3 separate regions of the Mus musculus genome follow, and regions 1 and 3 are each linked to region 2. The links are chromatin loops, found by intact Hi-C in ENCODE. Cell type or tissue: heart. All regions are shown on one strand.

Region 1 (8,000 bases), 170 kb before region 2:
AATCAGCATAGCTAATGCATCTCTCTCTGCTGTTTAGCTCAACAGTGCTGAAGACCCAAAGGCTTGCCATAGTGCACCTATATCAGGATCTGTTCTTAGGATCCAGCATTGCAAAGGGCAAGTTACTTTTTTGTCCTAATATGATAAGAGGGGGCACACTAAGCTTTAATTTTATCATCCTTCAGGATATATCCTCAGGCCTGGAGAGGGGTTTATCATGGATAGATGGGTATACACATATGTAGTAACTGACAGAAAAGCGAAGTTAAGGTAGACTGAAAAAGGAGGCCTTCCAGCCAACACAGGACACACTGCTGTCAGTTTTCAGAGCATCATCTCAGTGTCTTTCTTCCCTCCTCTGTGACAAGGAAGAAAAGCACACGAGTTAAAATTTCCCCTCATCCTGAAGGGCTGTTTTCTATACTGGGAAGTGTCCCACTTTTTCAGGGCCCAGCCTAAGCTCCCACCTCTTCTTCTAGGTAGTGCTTGAACTAACAAGCAGTACTTGGAGACTAAGATAATGACATTGCTTACTTATGGACAGATTTATATAAATTACCAAGTTAGCAAATCATCCTTTATAAAAATACGAAATGCTTCCACTCCTTGCCGTGTAAAAGCCATTTACTCCTATGACTTTTGAGGTCAGAACCCTCACAAACGGCTTCAGCTCAGAGTCCCAAGGACTCAGCAGAGGTGACTCCTTAAGTACTGTCTGATTCTAGAGACCTGGACTCTAAAGTAAGGTAGTTATTTAGTAGTGTGGTCACTATTTATCTGATAGGTCCAGCCCCGGTTAAACTATCCTGATTACGTCACAAATGGTGCCCACTCCAGAGGGAGTCCCTCCCTCCCCATAGCCTGTTCTACTTTTTGACATACACCTTTCAAATCTGTTCTTATTTGGCATGATCTGTCACGGGTATCAACGCAGGGAAGTTGTTCTGAACCTACCCACTAAAGCACAGGGGATGTATACTGCACTGCCAGCCTATGGGAGAGGGTAGACACACTGAAAACTGGCTGGGAAGAACTCAAAATCGCTCTTTCTTCAGTTTTATAAAAAGTATAACATAGCACCATTAAAACATCTCTTATGATAATCTCATGAAGATCAAGGTGGTCTTAAACTAAACTTCTGGTCCTGCCAAGCAATAAGATTGTAGGTGTACACCACAGGTTTGGCCCTAAAAGATCTTAAAAATCCCACTGCCTGACAGGAACAGTAAGTTCCCTGCCTTTCTTGTCTTTTTAGTTTCTGTCCATAGCTACCCATCTTTTGTTTTTACACATGGGTTTTTACCCATCATTGTGTTTTTTTGTTTAAATTTGGTACTAAGTTATAAATATGTTTCCTGTTGTCAGAGCTTTCACTGTTAGGGCTGTTTAATGATTTCTTTATTATTGGAAAGATGTCATGTGTCCTAGCATCAATTCCTGGTAATTATTAACCACTGGAAAATCAAACACAAACAAATCTTAATTCACACTGTCAGAACATGAACTTTAACATTCTAATGGAACAAAAATTCAGATCGGAGATGACTGTCCACAGTGTAGAAGGATTCCTTTACAGAGCACCTCTGCCACTTGCTCCCCAAAGCTGTCTTCTACAGAGCGGCTTGGGACATAGACTGAAGGGGAACTGGGAAGTTGGACTACTTCAGCTTGAAGCTGAACTAGCTTGACCATGAAGGCTCATTCAGAGTTAGAAAAGTATCCAACCTCTCTGCTGCTTGGATTCCTCCACTGCTAAATAGTCATATCAATAATGTTGACATGAACTGGGGTGTAGCTCTGGGGCAGGGTAGGCTTAGCCCCAGGTCTGGGGAAGACCCTATTTTACAGAGATTGTAGGTGTACACCACCATGTTTGGCCCTAAAATCCTACTGCCTGACTACCTTAGGGTGTTACTAAAGCGATACCAGTACACTCAGTAGGGGCTGGGGGGGACATCACAGATATTGATAGTGCTTGTCCAACATGCATTATGTCCTGGTTTCAGTCGATGACACCACATGAGCTGAGATCACCACATGGCCTATGGTCCAAGAGTCCAGGAGGTAGATGAAGGAGGATCATATTTCAAGGTCAACCTTAGCTACATAGGGAATTCAAGGCCGGCTTGCTCTTCATGAGACCATGTCTCAAAAAACCAACCAACCAGCCAATCAACTAACCAACCAACCAACCAACCAACCAACCAACCAAAAAAACCAAACAGCAGTCAAATATAACATCACTATAGTGACATCTGCAATTGGGACTATTGGTTTGTGACTTAACAGTCATAGTGAGAGGCACCCTCCTTCAGATCTCTAACTCTGTGACAAGGGAGAAGCTACCCTAGGAGACTAGTGCATTTTTTCTGATGTACTTTTTAAAAAAAAATTATTTATTTACTTTATTTATATGAGTACACTGTAGCTGTCTTCAGACATACCAGAAGAGGGCATCAGATCCCATTACAGATGGTTGTGAGCCACCATGTGGTTGCTAGGAATTGAACTCAGGACTTTTGGAAGAGTAGTCAGTGCCCTTAACCGCTGAGCCATCTCTCCAGCCCCTGATGTACTTTATAAAAATTAATTTTTAGTTACTTTATAAAGAAATGGGTCTCATTATGACACACACAGGTAGATAGATGATAGGTGTGTGTGTGTGTATGTGTGTGTGTGTGCTTGGTTCCTATTTACTTGATATAATGTTTAAAGGTATCCATAACAGATAAAAAGAGCATTTTAAAGCAGTTACCTGAAAGATTCATAAGCATAAGCCTCTTACTCCATAGGATGATGACAAAAGATAAAATGTATTTTTTAAAGTTCATCTAACACAACTCAATTATTTATTTATTTATTTATTTATTTATTTATTTATTTATTTATTTTAGACAGGGTATCATGTGGCCCAGTCCAGCATCAAACTCACTATATCACCAAGGAATTGAGTTTATGATTCCCCTCCTCTCAAAAATGGGATTACAGGTGTGCACATCACAGAAGGTTTTATGTGGTATGGGGGATGGAACCAGGGCTTTGTACTCTACCATCTGAGTCACTCCCCTGCTCCCTAGCTGTTTGTTTGTTTGCTTGTTATTCGAGACAGGGTTTCTCTGTGTAGCCATGGCTGTCCTGGAACTCACACTGTAGACCAGGCTGGCCTCGAACTCAGAAATCTGCCTGCCTCTGCCTCCCGAGTGCTGGGATTAAAGGTGTGTGCCACCACTGCCTGGCTAGCTAAGGTTTTTAAAAGATGTGTGCCATATGATTGCATAGGGAAAAAAAGATTTCTAGATTCCAAGTTTCTCCTAATGAAGTATGTGCAGGAGTCATATGAGGGAAAGCTTGGGAATCTTGATAAAAAGATACACAAACAACTGTTGGGTAGTCAGTGGGAGTGGTGAGCACTTTGACCAGAGGAGATGGGGTAGGGGAATGTGGTAGTTTAAATGTGTTTAGCCCATAGGAAGTGGCACTTTTAGGAGGTGTGGCCTTGTTGGAGGAAGTGTGTCACTGTGTAGGTGGGCTTTGAGGTCATCTCTTAACGCTCAAGCTCCATGAAGTGTGGAAAAGGAGTCTCTTCCTGGCTGCCTTCAGATCAAGATGTAGAACTCTCAGCTCCTTCTCCAGCCCCAAATCTGCCTGGATGCCGCCATGCTTCCCATCATTTTGGTAATGGACTGAACCTCTGAAACGGTAAGCTAAGAGCTGCCTAGGTCACGGTGTCTCTTCATAGCAATAAAATCCTAACTAAGACAGGGATGCTGACAGAGGAACACAATTCCATGTTCTTAGAGAGTCAGAAGCAGAGCAGGTGGCCTGGGATGTGCCTATAGATACCCTAGATCCAGTTGTCCTCAAGGTTGGCTTGGGATAGAAGCCATCTTCTTCTCCCAGCAGAGAACTTGTCTCTATTCTCTCCCTCATCTTTTTGCCAGGCCTAGTGCTTTTCTGAGAGTGCCACCAAAGGTTGTTATTGATCAGGACAAGTTCTCACAACTCCAAACCAATCTCCTGGGTGGCTGGATCAGAGCAGATTAAGGTATTGGAGTTGACACTTCCTCTCCTGTCTGGCTGTGGCCCACAGACCATGATCTCTTCATGGGCTCTGGTTGGAATAGTGATGGTCTCGGAGTGGAGCCTTTCCCGGTAGGGTCTATATGCTATGATGCTGCCTACCTGTGTACAGCCACTGGGTGGTGCTGCTGCCCCTGTCTGCAAGCAGGAGGCCAATGCTAGAGCAGGTAGTTAAGGCTTTGTGCTTTGGGTGTGGTGGTATTCTTGGGATTCATTCTTGTCCCCTGCAAGTCTATCCAAGCAAGGGAGCCTTGAAATATGCTAGTCAGTCACCTAGCAGAGACTCAGGAATCCTATTGTTTGCTCTGTTGTTTGTAATACAGTGTGGGTAGTTGTAGGACTTTTTTGGCATGCCTTCAGTTTAAGAATCCATTTGAAGGAACTAGAGAAAGTACCCAAGGAGCTAAAGGGGTCTGCAACCCTATAAGAGGAACAACAATATGAACTAACCAGTACCCCCCCCCCCCAAGCTGTGTCTCTAGTTGCATATGTAGCAGAGGATGGCCTAGTCGGCCAAAAATGGGAGGAGAGGCCCTTGATCTTGCGAAGATCATATACCCCAGTACAGGGGAATGGCAGGGCCAGGAAGCAGGAGTGAGTGGGTTGGGGAGCAGAGCAGGGGGAGGGTATAGAGGATTTTCCAGAGAGCATTTGAAATGTAAATGAAGAAAATATCTAAGAAAAGAAAAAAAAAGAAAAAAAAAGAATCAATTTGTATATTGGCTGAGAATATAGTTTAATTGGCCAAATGTTTGCCTAGTGTTCAAGAGGTCAGTACTGCCTAAGTCAGATGTGACAGTGCCTGCCCATAATGCCCTCTGCCCACAAGAGAGTAAAAGCACATAGACATATGGTTTCTGCACCCGCCTCTTTGAGTTAACACACTTGGAACCTGGCTTGGGGGTGGTGTAGGAAAAGCCCCCGACGTTGGTGTTTTTCTCCCTCTCTTCGTCTCAGAGAGTTTATTTTGACTCTCAGTTTCTGTGGAGTCACTGTGTGCTTTCCTGGTCCCAGGCCTTTTCTTTAAACATTACAGTTTCTGTGCAAAAGGCAGATCGCCTGTACTGGGGATAAACCATTCCTTCCAGGCACAGAGGATGATCTTGGGAAGCCATACAAACCAGACCAATCTTGTCATGTTTGCCCTCAGCCTCCCTTACTTCTCTACCCAGATAGCCCCTTGTGCACATTGTACATTCACTGGTCAGATATTCGGTTGGAGCTGACTTTCCTGGTAGAGGCTCCTGCACAGGCAGAACTATACTAAGTACTGGTGTGTGTTTCTTCTGTGAGTCTGCCTCCCTCATGTCCCTTGCAGGGATCCCAAGAGCACTGAGGTGTAGTAGCTCTTAGGCTTGCTCACGCTTGCATGACTGAGGGCTGTGCCCCTTGACTTCCACTTGTGTCAGTTTGGAGCTAACCCGAATCGCTAGGCAGAGGCCCACGTGGAATCACATTTTATACAAGTTTGTGGTGATCTGTGCAAGCCCATGTCTCTCCTCAGTTTGTTTACCTTTTGTTGTTTGTTGTTCAAGTTGACGCAAATGATTCCATTTTGATTCTTGTGTCTTCCACGGTCCTTACTTTTGACCGAGATTTTTCTGTGGAAACATTTCTGTCCTCTGTCCTGTTGTGAGGGTCTGTTGTTCCTCTGTTGTACCTGTCCTGGGTAAAGTGGGTGGGTGAGGTTGTATGATTGATGGAGTCAGCACCAAATCCTCTTAGCCACACTGGATCAACAGCGTTCGGGAAGAGTGCTTCTCTGCTCAGCTCTTGAATGCTAAGGCAGCGTTATTTTGCCAGAAATTGTACTTTAGTTGATTTTTTTTTTTTAAGATTTATTTATTTATTATATGCAAGTACACTGTAGCTGTCTTCAGACACACCAGAAGAGGGAGTCAGATCTTGTTACGGATGGTTGTGAGCCACCATGTGGTTGCTGGGATTTGAACTCTGGACCTTTGGAAGAGCAGTCGGGCGCTCCTACCCACTGAGCCATCGCACCAGCCCCTTAGTTGATTTTTTTAAAAAACAGAAAACAGATGCAAAGATTAAAAAGGAAGATGCAAAATAAAAATAATTTTGATACCCACCCCCTGGCAATGGGCAAAGAGAATCCTTGCTGGTATTGGTGTTCTATCAGTCAGGAGCAGCGCAGATGGCAGTCCTTTGTGCATCCTAGCTTGATGCCTGGCTTGGTGGCAAAGCCGTTTTATGCTTAGGACTCATAAAAATCAAATCAAATCAAATCAAATCAAATCAAATCAAATCAAATCAAGTCAAGTCAAATCTAGGCAGTGAAGTGTGGGAGGAGGAAGATGGGCAGAGACCTTCATTCCACCATGCTACTCAGTGCAGGCAGGGAAAGACATCTACAGATCTGCCTTTTGCACCACATCTTTAGCAGGCCATAGACACACAGAGTCCTACTACCACCACACAGCACTGTATGGGAGGAAGAAGTCAGAGAGAGACCTGCCTGCAGACCACCATGCTACACACAGACCTGCCCTCCAGTGCAAGGCATAGGTGGGCAGAAGAGACCCACTTGTTAACATGCCACGCAGTATAGACAGAAGATGTCACTCAGGGGTCTGCCAGCCACGTCGCCAGCCTGCAGCAGGAGCCACCACAGTGTGTGAATATGTGATGGTCAGATGGAAGAGAAAGAGAGGTGGAGCAGCTTGAGCATTATGAAGAGAGATGGAACTGGAGACTCAAGGGTGGAGAGAAGTAGCCTGCTGTGTGTGGACAGCTCTGCTACTTGGGGACCATGGTGACGCCCCAACATCAGCTGCCACTAAGAGCCATGTCTCCATCCATGGCTACGCAGCCAGCATAGCCAGTGTCAGGGGCAGCCACTGGGATCACATGGATGTCTAGGGACTATGCATAACTGTCCCTGATCCTCACTGGCTACTCTGGTGGTCTGCAGGTCTCTCTCTGACCCTAGGGTCATGAGAGCAGGTGAGCTGGCCCTGTCCCTCACCAGCTACATCACTTGGGAGAGCTGGCCCTGCACCTTGTCAGGGCAACACAGTGGAGCAGGCCCAATGGGGAAGGCACAGGTGAGCCAGCCCTGAGGGTGTGACTGGGAGAGCTGGTGCAGCCACTCGAAGGCTGCAGCACTTGGGAGAGTGAGCCCCTCACCTTAACCGGGCAGAGCAGTGGAGCTGGCTCTGGATTTGGGTGTGGATGAGCTGACCCTGAGGGCACAAGGTCAGAAGAACAGGAGAGTAGGATGACACATTGGGTGACCTGGCAGGAGCGGTGCTGAGAGCTTGTGCTGGTGGTGCAGATAAGGGAGAGTTGGCAGGCTGGCCAGCTCAGCAGTCACCCAGGCCCAGATCCAGGGTTCTGAGTTGGGCCACTCCAACATAATTTTCATCTGTGAATGTTTGGGACACGTGAAAGGGCCAGTCCTGCTGTTCCAAAGCTGCAGGAGCACCATGACACAGGGCAACAACAGGATAATTAGGAGGAGTCCCAGCGAGGATCCAATATTGCTGGTGTGGCAGAAGCCAGAGATCTCTAACCAGACCAATGTCTCCTTGCAATGAACATTTACAAGTGAAGATGTGTGGGCAGAGGGATATACTGTGGGACACACGGTGACATGGGACACACAGTGACATACTACAGCTTCTGTGATGAGATGTTTTCTATGATGTGCATGTGTGTGCGTGCATGTGTGTGTGTGTGTGTGTGTGTGTGTGTGAGTGTGTGTGGGTGTTCGAGAGTGCTTGTGTGTGCCAGTGAGAGTGCTTTATTTTGGGGAAGTTACAAGGGCAAAGGACAGATATGAGGGAATGGGGAGATGAGAAGGACTGGGGTGCATGATATGAAAATCACAAAGAATCAATAAAAAGATTACAGGGGTGGGGGAAATAATTTTGAACCAAAAAACATTTTTTTCTACA
Region 2 (8,000 bases):
TTTACCTCAGAATTTGCTTACAGAATAGAATCTGGGCACCTTAGCCAGTGCTGGAGGCCTTCTGAGATCCAGCATGAACCACCTCTTATGAAATGTTCTCCTCACCCATCTAATGCTCCAGCCACAGTACAAATATTGGCTTCTGGCACCACTTATTGCATACCCTCAGGCTTTTCTTTCTTGGTTTATTCACATGGAAAATACTCTGCCCTGCCACCTGTGGAGATGTTACATATTAAAAGACCCACCTTACTTTTCCTGATAAAATACCCAGGAAAAGCAATTTGAGAGAGAACGTTTCTTTGGCTCACAGTTTGAGAGCAAGAAGCATCAGGGCAGGAAAGTCACCACCAGCAGAAATTTGATGCAACTGGTCCTACCCAGCTACAGTTCAGGGAGACAAGGATGAATGTGTGTGATTAGCCCACTTTCTCCCATTTATACAGGATCTTAGACTAGGGAATGGTACCACCCACAGTGGGCAGGTCTTCCCACCCCACAGGCATGCACAGAGGCCTAGACTTCATCAAGTTGACATTAGAGACTAGCCATCACATACATGAAATACTACCTCATCTAAAAGCCACAGTCTCCTTCCTTAATGCATTTCTTCCAGCTATAAGCCATTTCACAAACTCTTTGTCTCCCCCTCTTTCTCCTGCCTATAAATGTCCATTCCCATTCTGTTCCCCACTTTGAACTGAGTGCTTGAAGAGATGAGACACTAGGCCTGGATTTTCTGTCCTCTTCTCAGACATCTCACCGTACCTGGCTCTGGGAATGTTTCTGGGACCCATAGAAAGACTTTGGTTGTCTGTTACTTTTACTTTTCTATCGCTGTGATAAAACATCACAGCTAACAGTAACGTATAGAAAAAGGAGCATGTCTTAGGGCTTTATAGCTGTGAATAGATACCATGAACAAAGCAACTCCTAAAAAGGACAACATTTAATTGGGGCTGGCTTATAGGTTCTTTCAGTCCATTATCAGGAGGGAGAATGGCAGCACCCAGGCAGGCATGGTGCAAGAGGAGTTGAGAGTTCAACATCTTATTCTGAAGGCAAATAGGAGAAGACTGGCTTCCAGGAAGCTAGAATGAGGGTCTTAAAGTACACAATGACATACCTATTCCAACAAGGCCACACCCACTCCAGCAAGGCCACACCTACTTCAACAAGGCCACACCCACCCCAATAAGGCCACACCCACTCCATCAAGGCCACACCTTTCCTAACAAGGCCACACTTCCAAATAGTACTACTCCCTGGGCCAAGCATATTCAAACCACCACAGAGTGTAGTTTGGTTTACCATCCCAGAGGAATGAGTCTATTTTGGCAGGAAAGCATGATAGCAAATCACAGGCATGGCAGCTGGAACAGGAATTCAGTCACAAGTGCAAAGCAGAGAGAATTAACCAGAGTAAGCTCTCAAAATCCAGCTCCCCGTGTCGTATTTCCTCCATAAAGCTGACACCTCCTTACTGCCCCCAGAACAGAGTCACAAGCTGGGAACCAAGTGTTCTAATATCTGAGCCTATGGGGTGCATTCTTATTCAAATCACTACAACCTCTGAGTGTTTTACAAGTAAATAAGATATTCACAGGTGAAAGAGTGTGCATAAGCTCCTGTTGCCAAGGACAATAGCTTATCAATGTTGGTAGCTTGATGGCACACTCAGCAGCTAATTCTCTACATGGGGCACCGATCAAACCTATTGGTGCCTTTGAAGCTGGGGAGAACTGTACAGTACCTGTGGACATGATAGTTTGGCGTGGGTCACAAAGTTTGTCTCCACGGGAGCTAAAGTGGCCTCTCCAAAGTCTTCCCCAGGACATAAAAATAAATACATCCCGTAAAATATTTATTACATGCTGTGAGCTGATGCTAGGGATGTGAAACTACACTTGGTCCCTATACTCACAGGATTTCTACTGCCCTAGGATGTGGATCAGTCAAGTTGTTAGAGCCTGGACTAAGCAGGCAGCAGGGGAAAGAGGAAGAGGCATGACCCAAAGGAAGGACCGCACACATCGAGGAACACCCTTCATCCAGAGCAAGGGCGGGTCTGAGCTGTTTGACTCTCAGGTGACTGGCAGGGCTAGAAGCTGCCCTACGGACCCGGCTTCTCCCTCCACAGCTGCATCTCCCTGAGCTTGTTTTCCTCTCATGTGTGTGATGAGGATGGGAGAGGAAGGCAGGCAGATCAGTGATCATTGACCTGCCAAGGACGACAGGGGAAATGATAGTGAGCCGAAGAATCTGATGCATGAGAAGTCAGACTGAGACAAACAAAAGCAGCACAGGCAAAGGTCCTGGGGCAGGAAGGAGCCATGTTACTGCAGGGTCAGAGTGCAGGAAGGGAGCACAGACAAAGGTCCTGGGGCAGGAAGGAGCCATGCTACTGCAGGGTCAGAGTGCAGGAAGGGAGCACAGACAAAGGTCCTGGGGCAGGAAGGAGCCATGCTACTGCAGAGTCAGAGTGCAGGAAGGGCTGCAGAGAGAAATGTGTAACAAGGAGGATGGGGAGGTGGAGAGACATTCCTAATCTGAGGCTAGAAACAAGAGAATGGAATGGCTGACAGGAGAGTGGTGGGAGGGAGAAAGAACAATGACAGGACAGGGAGACAGGCTGGCACACAGACATAAATCGATACAGACAAGCCACTTTGGTATTGATTTGTCTTAAACAATAAGACCTCTCCACTGGGACTTGCAATGGGCTCTTCACACAATGTCCTGGTCCATGCTGTTCCAATGGCTGGGGAGAGGCTCATATTTTAATTTGACCTGGCTCTTTAATGTCTTCACCCCTCAAGTGTCCTTCCTATACAGACACGTGAAAGACCCCTCTGCTGAGAGCTCCCACATCTCTGTACAAGCAGAGATGGCACTGGCCTAACACACCAGGTTGTCCCCTTGCACAACAGAGAGCTTTGAGGGGTAGGAACTGGATCTCTGTGGCCTGGATACCCATCACTTCCCAGGAGAAAGAATTTCCACATGACTCTCGAACCTGAGGGAGCAAATGGAAACCAAGAATGAGTTTTCTAGAGTGTTCTGTGTTTGACACCATGAAGGAGGAGGAGGGCTGTCAATGACAGTATCCAAAAGAATACACAAACAGCTAGTTCTCACCACCCTCCCAGGTTATTCCACAGTCTGCAGAGTGTTGGGTGGGCTGTTGATTCGGCTTCAGCTAGACTCTCCTTTCTCCTCCCTGTGGCTTCTTATCTCACTTCATCCTTCCTGCTCTTGTCAGGATTCATAAAGCATTCATGTCACTCTGTAAGTTGATGGCCCTACACTGGAGCATCTACAAGGTGGAGGGCATCCCTCCATCCTCAGCTTGGTATCTGCTATGTGGCCCAGCTCTGGAGGGATCTACTGTCTTTGTGGTCTGAGTACAATGATCCTAGCCTTGGTAGACGGTGTGTATGTTTGTGTGTAGAAGGGCCATTGTTTGTGTGTGTATGTGTGTGTGTGATTGTGTATGTAGAAGGGGCATTGTGTGTGTGTGTGTGTGTGTGTGTGTGATTATGTATGTAGAAGGGGCAGTGTGTGTGTGTATGTGTGTGTGTGTGTGTTTGTGTGTGTGTGTGTGTGTGTGTGTGTGTGTGATTATGTATGTAGAAGGGGCTGTGTGTGTGTGTGTGTGTAGAAGGGGCATAAAGCTCACCACTCTGGACTTCTGAATTCTACTCTGACACGACTAGTTCCTACGTGAGGACCTGCTCCTGGTCCTTGTCAGGAATCAAGGCATTCTCTGTGAAACCATTAGTAGTGCTGATTTCCATATCCACAGCTTGAGCTCTGAAGGGTGGGAACTAGAGGAAGAAGCAATGACTCTCCAGTGAGTGACCTTGAAACACCCGTGCTCTTGAGTGGGGGCCATGGTGGTGGCTGGCAGTGCATAGCCATGGAGCTAACTTCCTTCATCCAGACTTTATCATGACTACTTAACAGAGTCTGATCCAGCCACCAGGCTTTCATTTCTTTCCTGTTTTTCTCTGATCCTTTTGGAATGGATAGACTAAACGGGGATACCCTGGGGTGGGGGGTGGGCAGTGGGGGGCTGACAGTGAGTAGACTTACTCTCCCAGATTTAGCATAGACCTTGTAGACAGTTGTGGATTCAACCTGGGTTTGGTTCTGAGGGGACTTAGAGTCTGTTCCCTGAGCAATGCTCTCAGCTGGATTCCCTGGGAGGAGTCCAAATTTCCCATCTCAGCAATCTTGCTTTCCTTGTGTGTAAGAAACTGAGTAGCAGATCTCAGCCTGACCCAACAGTGTGTTATCAGGGGCACATTAGAAGTCTTTGTCTAAAGACATGCGCAATGGAGCCCCCTACTCCAGGAAAGCTTGTCTTGGGGCTCATCCTGGCTTACCCCTCCTCCCAGTGAGCTGTACTGCCCTCTAGTGGCACAGAGTAGGCATATCATTTTCTTGGTTGGACTGTTTGTGGCCAGCCCCTTGCCTTCGTCCATGGTCTCTGTATTTCTGAGCTGGGTGGTGATGGCGGCTCCCTGTCTTTGTTTGGAAGGGCAGCAAGTGTGTGTCAAGAGTCTTCTAGGAGCATGGCAGCATGCTAGGCACAGGCTTCACTCCCCACTTTCTTTGAGTTTCCCCTCCCACAGGAGGGGAGATCTAAGGTGGTTAGTGCCAGGGTAAATTCCAGGTGACCGAGCCTAAGCCACCTCATCCTTCATCTGTAAAAAGAACCCAGCAAGACCACAGGGGCTTCTGGATAGCTTTCTGCATCTGACGACACCCAGCACAGAGCAGGCATATTCTGGAAATGTTGGTGAATCAATCACTGGCCTCCATGGGTAGGTACCTTCTTTAGATGAACCCCAAATGCAAACCACTACAGTGAAGACGTTGAGAATCACAGAGGAAGGCTGACTTTGGGCTAACTCTGGATTGATTTGCTATGGCAAAGAAACCCTCAGTTTCTTTTAAAGGACCTTTTTATTATTTAAAAGTATGTATATGTGTTTATGTATGTCTGTGTGTGGGTATGTACATGGGAGTGCAGGTGCCCACAGAGGCCAGAAGAGAGCATCATATCTCCTAGAGTTGGAGTTACAGGCAGCTGTGAGATGTCTGATGTGAGACCTGGGAACTAAATTTGGATCCTCTGGAAGAGCAATGTGTGCTCTTAACTGCTGAGGGATGTCTTGAGCCCTTTAGTGAATAAGTGGGTATCTTGATGTTTCTTGTCTTAGTCAGTCAGGGTTTGTATTCCTGCATAAACCATCATGACCAATAAGCAAGTTGGGGAGGAAAGGATTTAGTCAGCTTACACTTCCATATTGCTGTTCATCACCCAAGGCAGTCAGGACAGGAACTCACACAGGGCAGGAACTTGGAGGCAAGAGTTGATGCAGAGGCCATGGAGGGATGTTGCTTACTGGCCTGCTTCCCCTGGCTTGTTCAGCTTGCTTTCTTACAGAACCCAGGACACCAGCTCAGGGATGGCACCACCCACATGGACCCTCCCACCCTTGATCACTAATTGAGAAAAGGCCTTACAGCTGAATCTCAGGGAGGCATTTCCTCAAGGGAGGCTCCTTTCTCTGTGAAAACTCCAGCTTGTGACACACACACACACACACACACACACACACACACTTACTTCAACAAGGGAGTCCTAGAAATTCAATGAGATAAGGGATATGAAACGCACAGAGGAAGAGGACACTTTCTAGGCAGGAATCAATGTGAAGAACTACAAGATCTATCCACCTAGCCAATCAAGTAAGCTGGTGAACTACAGACAGGATAGGAAGAGGATGTCTACAGGTCTCAGATCTGGGTGTTCCTGGACAGCAAGGTCTTGCCATATGGCTCTCTGATGTAGGGGTGATGGATGGTCTCCCCTTCTGGGATGACTGTTGTGGTGGCTTGAATAAGAAGAATAGCCCCATAGGCCCATATATTTGAATGCTTCGCCATCAGGGAGTGAAACTACTTGAGAAGGATTAGAAGGTATGGCCTTGTTGGAGGAACTGTGTCACCGTCGATGGACTCTGAGGTTTCAAAAGTCCATGCCAGACCTATAGACTCTTCTCTCTGCCTATGGATCAGGAATATAGCTCTCATCTACTGCTCCAGTGCCTGCCTAAATGCCACCATGGTTTCTGCTGTGATAATAATGGACCAGACCTCTGAAACTGTAAGCCAGCCCTGATTAAATGCTTTTCCTTATAATAGTTGCCTTGGTTATGGTGTTTCTTAACAGCAATAGAACAGTGGCTAAGGTGACTATCTTTTTCAAGATAGAGACATCCTGAGTTCTGAGCCCTTTAATGCTCCAGGAAGTCTAGGTCATGCCCTGTTCAGTTCAGAGGCAGAGCAACAGGCTGGAGAATTACATGTATCTCCTTGGTAGTGGCTTGAGAAGGTGACAGGACTCTTGATTCAGTTCTGATTCCTAGTAACTGGGATCCAGACAGACTTCTAGGGACATTAGCTCTGCCAGGTGGCTGTGGGGGAAGACCCACAGCTATAAAACCCTCTCTCTAGTTGTCTACAGTCTAGACTCCTCCCCACAGAGAGAGGTTAGCCTAATTTGCTCTGCTCCAGCCCTCCTTCCCTTCCTCACTTATGGCTCTCAGGAGGTCCCATGTGCTGAGGCCACCAGAGACTTCCTAGCAAAGTGTCTGCTGTCCAATGCTCCTGAGATATAGGACATTACATAACAGAACTGAGGGTAAATGGAAAAGCAAAAGAAATAATCGACTTTTCAGGAAGAAACAATTACTTGATTTAGTCATCAGACCCCTGGACTCAGTGTTCTCAGTGCTTTGGTCCAAATGTGACCTTCAGAGATGGATTGAAAGAGCCCAGTGAACGAAGGGAGGGAGGGAGGGAGGGAGGGACTGGGACATGGTGTGTCAAGTCTACAGATAGAGAACAATGGCTGTTTCCCTTGGTACATGGAAAACAGCACCATGGGTGCTCTAAGAACTGAGAAGTTCTTACACCTCCAGTCTACACCCAAGGCTGGCCTGCAGCAGCGTCGTGGGGACAGGCAGCAGCACCCCTTTTTGCAGATTGTTCTGATCTCAGCTCTCAGCATCATCTCCCACCCCCAACAGGTAGGAGGAAACAAAGAATGTTCTGTACAGCTCTGTAAAACCTTGGGAGAAGAAAGGCAGCAGGGAAAGCCTTGCAAAGGAGGCGGGTTACAGCCTCTCAGGAGTGCCAAGGCCGGTGGTAAGCAGCACCAGAAAATTATCCATTGATGGCAGGGCCTAAATCACTCCCGGCCAAGCTGTTGCACCAGCCCTGTGTTTGGGCAGCGGGCCTTCAAGAGAGATTGATAGAGAGAAGTGGGCATAACACTTCTGCTTTGTTTTGGCCTAAGGCACAAGAATGTGGCAAACGTGTGCCATGGCTCTGCCCAGAGGACTCCTGGTTCTGCTTCAAGGATGGCTCGGGCCTTACTCTGGACATCTCCATAACAAGCTAATCTTTCTCTGCAGCACTGGGAAATGTTTTGTACTTTCTTCACACTCGAAACTTTAAAGTTTGTTTTTATAAAAATGTGAACCCCCAGAGTACATACCTTAGTTGTCTTTAAATGCCTAGCATATAAAAATTGATTCTTTATTATCTCACAGAACAAAAGAATAAGAGACAGGCAAGTGCCAGAACTGTAGCTTGGGGGTGTGGTTTGGCTGGAGAATTCAGGCTGAGGGCTGTCAAGGAATCATCCTACATATGCCAGAGGTGAGGAAGGGATATTGTCCCTGCAGTGCTGAGTACAGACAGAGTTCTAACACAGGGGCTGTGACCCAGGGCCTGCATGAAGAATGAAGCTTGATCTGCTCTAGTGCTAGGTACCTAGGTACCTAACTAAAGAGGCTTCTGGGCTCCTTGAAGGAGAATTGTCATGTGACCAGGCTAGAGACCATCTGCACCTGCTGCTGAAGCTGTGAGGGTTCACGAGCCCACCTGTCAGTCAGCCAGACCCCTGACCACTACTTTATCAT
Region 3 (8,000 bases), 100 kb before region 2:
AATAGAATAAGACCAAGAATAGTTTTTGTCTCTCTGTGGAGTGAGGGAGTTCTTCTGCTTGATCATGACCAAATGTCTCACGAGACCATGGCATGATTCTGATGTGACCAGGCAAGCCCTTTCCTTCTCTCTCTCTGTAAGCAAGCATCCTTGTGGGGCAAATATGTTTCTCCTCCTATGTACACTCCAGGCACTAACTCAGATAGCTATGAAAAAGCCATGGCTTCCTTGACCTGATGATTGTGTGAAAATTGAAGAAGACACGGTTCTTGTTCTCAGGAAGATCAGACTATGAGGGAGCCATCTGCCCACAAAGCAACAGAGGGGAACGTTTGTTACCATGGGCCAGCCTGAGACTTACACTTCACAACTGTAAGATTCTGAGAGGTAGAGAGATTCCGGCAGCTCAGGCTAACCAGAAGAGCTGTGAAGGAAAGTCTGCAAGAGATGTTACACTGTAACCTAGAACGACTAAGTTATCTGTATGCTTGGGCACTTGTGTTTTTATACATAGGCAAACTCTCTGAATATAGACATAACCATCATACCCAAAAACCAGAACGCATGGCCTGATGCATAGTTTACTGATGGGCAGAAAACTTGAAGTCCTTGAAGCACTGAGGGTTACCTTCCTCAGAGATGTAGAGAATATGGGTATGAGGAGAGTAATGTCAACAAAAACACAAAGGATCCAAGATACAATTTGCAAAACACATGAAACTCAAGAAGAAGGAAGACCAAAGTGTAGATACTTCGCTCCTTCTTAAAATGGGGAACAAAATACCCATGGAAGGAGTTACAGAGACAAAGTTTGGAGCTGAGATGGAAGGAAGGACCATCCAGAGACTGCCCCACCTGGGGATCCATGCCATATACAACCACCAAACCCAGACACTATTGCATAAGCCAGCAAGATTTTGCTGACATTACCCTGATATAGCTGTCTCTTGTGAGGCTATGTCGGTGCCTGGCAAACACAGAAGTGGATGCTCACAGTCATTGGGTGGAACACAGGGCTCCCAATGGAGGAGCTAGAGAAAGTATCCAAGGAGCTAAAGGGGTCTGCAACCCTATAGAAGGAACAATATGAACTAACCAGTATCCCCAGAGCTCGTGTCTCTAGCTGCATATGTAGCAGAAGATGGCCTAGTCGGCCATCAATGGGAGGAGAGGCCCTTGGTCTTGCGAAGATCATATGCCCCAGTACAGGGGAATGCCAGGGCCAGGAAGCGGGAGTGGGTGGGTTGGGTCGCAGGGTGGGGGAGGGTATAGGAGGCTTTGGGGATAGCATTTGAAATGTAAATGAAGAAAATATCTAATAAAAAAAAGTATCAGCGTCCATGCTGGGCAGCTTGCAAAGGCAGACAGGAGGTAGAAAGAAGCAGGTCACAGAGACACTAGAATCTCGTGTGGGAACAGGAAGGTGATTGGTACTAAAGGGGACCAGCACCGGAGGTGATACAGGAGATGAGCTGGACAAGGTGAGTGGGCAGAGGAGCAAGCAGCCTCTGGAAGAGGCATCTATAAGACTGACTAAATGGCTGGATTGGCCCTGCTCCTGGGAGCTTTGGGGCAGTTAAGGCTGGACTCTGCCTTGACACAAGGTCAAGTGTCTGGATTTGGAAACAGGAAGAACACTGGCGTCACTGACATGCTTTTCCTTTGAAGACTCAAACATGTTCTTCTCATTCACAGTCCCTTCCTTCTTTCCCTGGGGGGTGGGGGTGTGGGGGGGTGGGTGGGTGGGGGGTGGGGGGTGGGGGTGGATTTTAGCGAGAGATGACAGTTGATCAGAGCCAGAAGCGCTGGGGAGAGTTTGGGTTAGCAGAGCTAAACGGAATGGAGGTGTCTGTGTATAAAAGCATGCTGGGAGGTTGGAGAGTCAAGTTAACATGTTCACACCTGGTTAGAGAGGTGACATTAAAGACCCTGGGGAGTGGCATCAGGCTATCTTCTTGGCCCTCCCAGGACACTTTGGGGAGCCTCATACTGTTACTAAATTAGCTGTTGACACAAGATCAGCTCTGACTCCTGGGAGAGGACTCAAGTCTGCAATAACAGTCTTTTCTCTTTCTAAGCTTACTGTGGTCAGTTGTGCTCTTAGGAGAGAGAGTGCTTTTGCTCCCACCAGCTGGCTGGGCTTCTTTTTTGCCCCATCCTTCCTCTTTCTCTTCCCTTCTTCCCCACTCTTCCTTCTGTCTTTCTTTCTCTCTGTTCTTCCAACCTCCTCCCCTCCTCTCCTTCCCTTCCCTGTCTCCTCTCCTCCTCACTCTAATATTTAAGCAGAGAGATCAGCCATAGGAATCTCCAGCACAATGGAGTAAAAGACAAATAACTTTTTCTTTGCTCTAGAAATCCACTGGTTCTCTCTCTCTCTCTCTCTCTCTCACTCAAGGTCAGAAATTGATTTATCTTGTGATCCAAAAAATGCTAACTCCTGTACCATGTTTAGAGTTTCACTCTTGTGTGAGTAGAACTGTCTTGTGCCAGGCAGTATTCAAGCCCCAGGTATGAAGCAGGACTAGCCACAGTTCTGGGTGAGAGAGTCATCTCACCTCCCAAGAATTAAATAATGAGATAGAGTATAAAAGGTTTTTATTTCAAAATGCAAAACGATAGTCATTGCAATAATAATAATAACAATAAAAATAACTGTATAAAAAGCCTGTCTCCTTCTCTAATGCAAAGTGATAGCTCCTTGATTGCTCGCACAGCCTAGGGCAAATCACAGTGCGTGCTGCACAGCAGCAAATCAGTCCCAGACCCCTTAGGTGATCTGTGTGGGGTCAGTTCTGGATTCGGTGGCACCTTGAAACAGCATGTGACTCTGTTGCCCACCTGGGTCATGATCTGTGTCTCCCTTCTCTGTCAGTCACCGGCCTTAAGAGGCGTGCTGCCGGAGGGACAGGGCCCGGCTGCACAGGGTCGCCTCCTGTGCCTTGCCTCCTGCCAGCAGGGCCTGCTTGTGGAGGGACTGCTGTTCACACGCTTCCCGCAGCTCCACCACTGCAGCCTCTTGGTCGCGCAGACGGCTGGCGGCTGTGAAAGGGCTGCACACCGTCTCAACTAGGCCGAGCACCACACCGAAGAGCGCCAGCACACTGCCCAGCACGTATAGCTTCACTAGCTTCCCTCGGGGCTTCTGCGCCATCATCTCCTTGGCCAGAGGGATCAGCTCCTGCACACTTTCCATCTGAGCTCTGGGCTGTGGGTGGCTGGGCCTGCAGAGTTAGCAGAGAGGAATGGGGTTGAGTTCGGGTGAGGGAAAGAAGCAGAGAACAGGGAACCCTAAACACAGAAAGGGGGTGGCTGCTGACTAGGGGAACTCGAGCCCAGGGGAGAAGGCAGCTGGGGGAGGGGGTCTGGTGTCTCTTGCCCACCCTCGGTTCCCGGGCCTGGAGGCTCACCTAGGGTGCAGTGGGAAGAGAGGCAGCACTTGCTGGAGAAGGTCAGGCGTCCTTGCGTCAGACTGGCTTTGGCGTTCTTCTTCCCTCAGCTGCTGCTCTTTGGGAGGGACACTCCGCAGCTGCAGCGCTCTGTGAACAGAGTCCTTATATCTTTTGTCCGGGATCCGCCTCCTGGCTCACTGGCCTGAGCCCTGACTGCAGAAAGAGAAGCGGGGCGGGAGTGGCAGCGGGGGGTGGTGGTGGAGGGGGAGGGTGGGGTGGGGTGGGGGTGGGGAGGGGTGGAAAGGAAGAACGGGAGGGGCGCTGCGGGGGACCAGGGAGGTGACCACGAGTAGTGCACGCCCCTGCTGTGTGCGCCCTGAGACCCTAGCCCGCTGGTGCTGCAAAAACTGAAAGCCCAAGGCACCACTTCAGGGTGCAGCTGAAGAGGAGACCACCAGGTGACGGTGTGGCGTGCTTCCCTTACAGGACACACTTTCTAGTCTTGTCTGTTGCTCTGTTCCCTGGCCCAAGCTCCCCTGTAGTCCAGGAGGAACAGAGACAGACCCTAATGAGGGAATCTGGGGTTCGTTTTCGTTCAGAAAGGTCACCTCTCACCAGTCAGGGAGGGTGTGGGTGGAAGGGAAGGCAACAGAGGGAACCTGCAGTGAGCAGGCAAACCAAATCGAAAAACCGTACCTCCAGGGAGTAGAATGTTCTTCCAGAGTGCTGCTTTCTTGGCTGTTAGGTTTTGCTAAGACATGAGAACAGCGGGAACATTGCTAGTTACCTAATAGAAAGATTTTCTTTGAGGGTTTGAGAGTTTCTTCTAATGCATAGAGGTGTGTGTGTGTGTGTGTGTGTGTGTGTGTGTGTGTGAGAGAGAGAGAGAGAGAGAGAGACATGGAGAGGGAGAGGGAGGGGGAGGGGAGGGGAGGGGAGGGGAGGGGGAGGGGGAGAGGGAGGACAATAAATTAGCCTCAGTAAGGTGCTTCCATAGTTATTTCTGTATTACAGGGAATAGTTATTAAACCCAAAGCACATATCTGTAATTCCAGCAAGAGGCAGGAGGATGGTGAGTTTGAGCATAACCTGAATAAACTGAGATTTTGTGTCAGAAATCAAAATATAGAGGGTTATAGATGTGGTTTTGTGGTGGAGTGCTTGCCTAGTATGTGTTAGGCTGTGTGGGTCATATATATTTGTACACAACACACATGCACACACGCACACACAAATTGCCTTCTCTTCTATGTTTACTTGAGAAGTGAAATTGGCGGTAAGCCTTAAAGAAGGCCCGTGGAAAAAATTGTCTGTAATGAAAGTATTTCACCCTCTTACAGTGATTCCATGCCACCCTTCTCAGGTTTGGGAGAGTGTGCCCTTAGAGTGGGGATCCAGGACGGAGGACACTCTCTGGAAGCTGGTTAGATTAAGATTAAATATGATCCCCTGGGTGGGGGTGGGGTGGGCTATAATTTAGCTGTGGCTATCGGTGTACCTGAGTTAACAAAGTAGGGAAAGAGGTAGGCCAAAGGGCTTGAAGCAGGGGGTGGGGCGGGGAGGAAGGGGAACCAACTGGCCAGAAAATTGCAAAGGTCACTGATGCAATCTTGCAACAGCCTGCTCAGCCTTCCCTGTTAGAGTCCAGAGCCTTAGGGGAAAGGGTGCCAATCTCGGGGGTCCAAGGTCACTGCTAGACTCAGAAGGTGCTGATCACCCCTTGGTCTGCTACTAGTCCTTCGGGTAAGAACGTGGGGATTGGCTCAGGCTGTGAACGTTTCAAATGTAAGGTTCACACTTGAGTTGATACATAAGTGATCAAGGTAACCACAGGCCAGATGAGGATTATTCTTGGAGGATCCTGACTTGGCTTTATTCTCTTAACCTTGTCAATCCGGAAAGTTCTGTGGAGAGGGCCCAAGCCAAGGCTAACTTCAGGGTTGGCATTGTTCTTAACTCTTCCTGATGGTTTTGGAGCACTCCTAGTGGCTGGCAGCAGCAACCATGGAGCTTTCCCAAGAACCATGAGGGTTCCAGACACAACGGCTCCTGGGAAAGAGGATGATGTGTGCCTTGACAGGAGGGCACCCACTTGGTTTCCCCTCAAAAGGTGAATCAGCCCAGTTTCTGACCCAAAACTCCAAAACTGACTGGGCTGAACGTATTTCCTGTGTTTCTATAACTTAGACCGCTGTCATAATTCACCTGGGGTTCCTCTTTCCCAGGGCTACATGAGATGAACATCTTCATCTAAAGTAACCTGACCTTGACCCCTGACCCCACTAGCTTGCTGTCAGTGCCTAGGCAGCAAATGATAAGGGTTGAGGTCACTGGTAGATTTGGTGGTGCCTGTTGAGGGAGTATCAAGGGGCTGAAGCAGGAGGCCAGCACAACTCTGTCTGCTGGAGAAAGACCCCTTAGCTTTTGGATGGGAGGTGAGGAGGCTGGGATGGGATGGGGTGGGAGGACTTGGGAATGAAACATTTACCTTGACTGGCCCGAGACTACTTTAAGAAGTACAGGTCTGTGTCGTATTTGGGCCCGACACAGGTTACAGTTATGAAGATCAAACCAAACCATAAGGTGGCCAACCCTCTATTTAGCCCGGGGTTGATGAGGACTTCTCATGTTAAAGCTAAAACCGAGCTGAGCAGAACAGGCATCTAACCCCCTTTCTGAGTTTAATATGTAGTACCTCAGGGTGGGAAAATTATACAGTTAAGGAGTTTATCTGACTCATGGTTCTGGAGATCCAAGGTCAGGGGCCTCATCTGGACTTTTTTTTTTTTTTGTGGTAGATTATGGACAAAATAAAAGGTGTCATGTAGGGGCTGGAGAGATTGATCAGTTGTTAAGAGAATTGACTGCTCTTTCAGAGGTCCTGAGTTCATTTTCCCAGCATTTACATGGTGGCTCACAACCATCTGTAATGGGATCTGACTCTCTCTTCTGAAGGTAGCTACAGAGTACTTGCATGCATAAAATAAATAAATAACTCTTTTAAAAAGTCACAAAAAAGTTGTCATATAAAACTTGGGAATGTGAGTATGTATGTGCATTTCTGTTACTCCTCTGTTTATAAAATGTATCTAACCCCAATTACTTCTTTAAACACTATATTCTTTAAAAAATTTTTTTATTAATCATTTTGTTTGTTTACATTTCAAATGATAACCCCCTTCCGGGTTACCTCTCCACAAATCCCCATTTCATCTGCTCTCTCCTCCCTCTCCCTCTCCCCTTTGCCTCTATGAGGGTGCTCCTCCACCCACTCACCCACTCCAGCCTCACTGCTTTAGTATCCCCAGTATCTAGAGTCCTGAGTATCACTCAACCCTTACAGTCTATTCAGCTCTCATCCTTCTTAGCGATGCTAGAAGAGGCGGTTTACATTTTATCTGGTTTGTTTTTCAAACCCCCTTTACAACATCAGTAGCATATAGTGAGGGAAAACCCACAAAGGGTAGCTTGTCATCCAAGGGTGGGCCAGTGAGCACGGGCTGTGCTGGGCAGGTGAGGCAGGGACCACAGTCTCCCAGGCCCTGGGTGGGCAGTCTGCTGTGTTATGATCATTACTCTGTTGTCTCTGTCACTACTTCCTACCGCTTGTTACCAGCGCAAAATCCCTGTCTGCCCCGGGATTCCAGAAGCCTGGAGAAAGAGATTGTCAGTGGGCATAGGATTGAACTACTTTTGTATTCACTCAATTAAAAATACCTCTGTAGTCCTTCAGTCTCAGCCATCCCTGTGTGTGCATGTGTGTGCCTGTGTGTGTGTGTGTGTATATGTGTGTGTGTGTGTGTGTGTGTGTATGTCGGGGATATGGTTACATGTGTATGGAGGTCAGAGGTCAACCTTGAGTATCATTCCTCAGGATGCTGGTCTCTTATTAAGCTTAGAACTCACCAATTCTACCAGACAGGCTAGCCAGTGAGCTTCAGAGAGCTCCCCCAGTATGGGGGTCATGAGTATGTACTACTGTGCCTGGCAGCTACTGCCTCCTCCTCCTCTTCCCCTTCCTTCTCTTCCCCTTCCTCCTCTTCCTCTTCCTCCTCCTCCTCTTCCTCTTCCTCCTTCTTCTCCTCCTCCTCTTTCTTCTCCTCCTCCTCTTCCTTCTTGTCTAGGATCAATTTCAAGTCCTCATGGATACAAATCTAGCACTTTATCATCTAATCTATCTCTTCAGTTCCCCTTGAGTCATCATGATTTCATATTGGTTAGTTTTAGAGAAAGGGCTTCCTGGCACTCAAGCCTTATGGATAATTTAGGACTTGTTCTGCTGTACTGAGATTGAACCTAGGTTCCCATCTGGGCTGAATATGTGCCTTGCTACTGACCTACAGCCCTAGATGGGCAATTTTTAAATGTATACCTCTGACCTTCATTTCCTTTGCTTTTGCAGTCTAAAGTTGTGGAGTATAGAAATTTCTGTGTGGATTCCCTGAAGTCATTAGCATGCTTGCTCTGATCCACACACGTCACCTTCATGCACACTACCAAACCCAGCCCCTTCTCAGAAGTCATATTCCCAGCACCTCCTTCAGTTGCTTCTTTGGTTTTGTAGACTGTGTCAGTTCCTCAGTTAGGCCTTCCTCAAGTACATTATCTCAT

Evidence for each region. Hi-C counts contacts between places; a loop is a spot of excess contacts. Peaks named below come from ENCODE experiments on the same cell type or tissue, not always from the same donor. Only the 100,000 strongest peaks of a DNase experiment are listed, where the experiment ranks them.
Region 1: it touches region 2 in a loop (3-fold over the local background); 22 of 42 quality-filtered maps call a loop at or near these places.
Region 3: it touches region 2 in a loop (2.7-fold over the local background); 7 of 42 quality-filtered maps call a loop at or near these places.

What each region holds. Positions count from the first base shown.
Region 1 is chr1:193,204,179-193,212,178 of GRCm38, forward strand. No RefSeq gene overlaps it. Among named protein-coding and RNA genes, the nearest start is that of Traf3ip3, 6.6 kb to the left of the region's middle. In heart, CTCF peaks have their summits at 2,442 (motif pointing right) and 4,197 (motif pointing right); DNase peaks (open chromatin) are centred at 4,193 and 7,423.
Region 2 is chr1:193,372,542-193,380,541 of GRCm38, forward strand. No RefSeq gene overlaps it. Among named protein-coding and RNA genes, the nearest start is that of Camk1g, 6.3 kb to the left of the region's middle. In heart, a CTCF peak has its summit at 4,414 (motif pointing left); a DNase peak (open chromatin) is centred at 4,466; H3K27ac peaks cover 421 bases.
Region 3 is chr1:193,269,582-193,277,581 of GRCm38, forward strand. It overlaps G0s2 (G0/G1 switch gene 2), which reads right to left and starts at 3,607. Exons shown (of 2, transcript NM_008059.3): 1 at 3,408-3,607; 2 at 2,579-3,221. The coding sequence starts at 3,193. The coding sequence ends at 2,882. In heart, CTCF peaks have their summits at 3,843 (motif pointing right) and 5,353; DNase peaks (open chromatin) are centred at 1,680, 3,040 and 3,520; H3K4me3 peaks cover 2,128 bases; H3K27ac peaks cover 3,457 bases.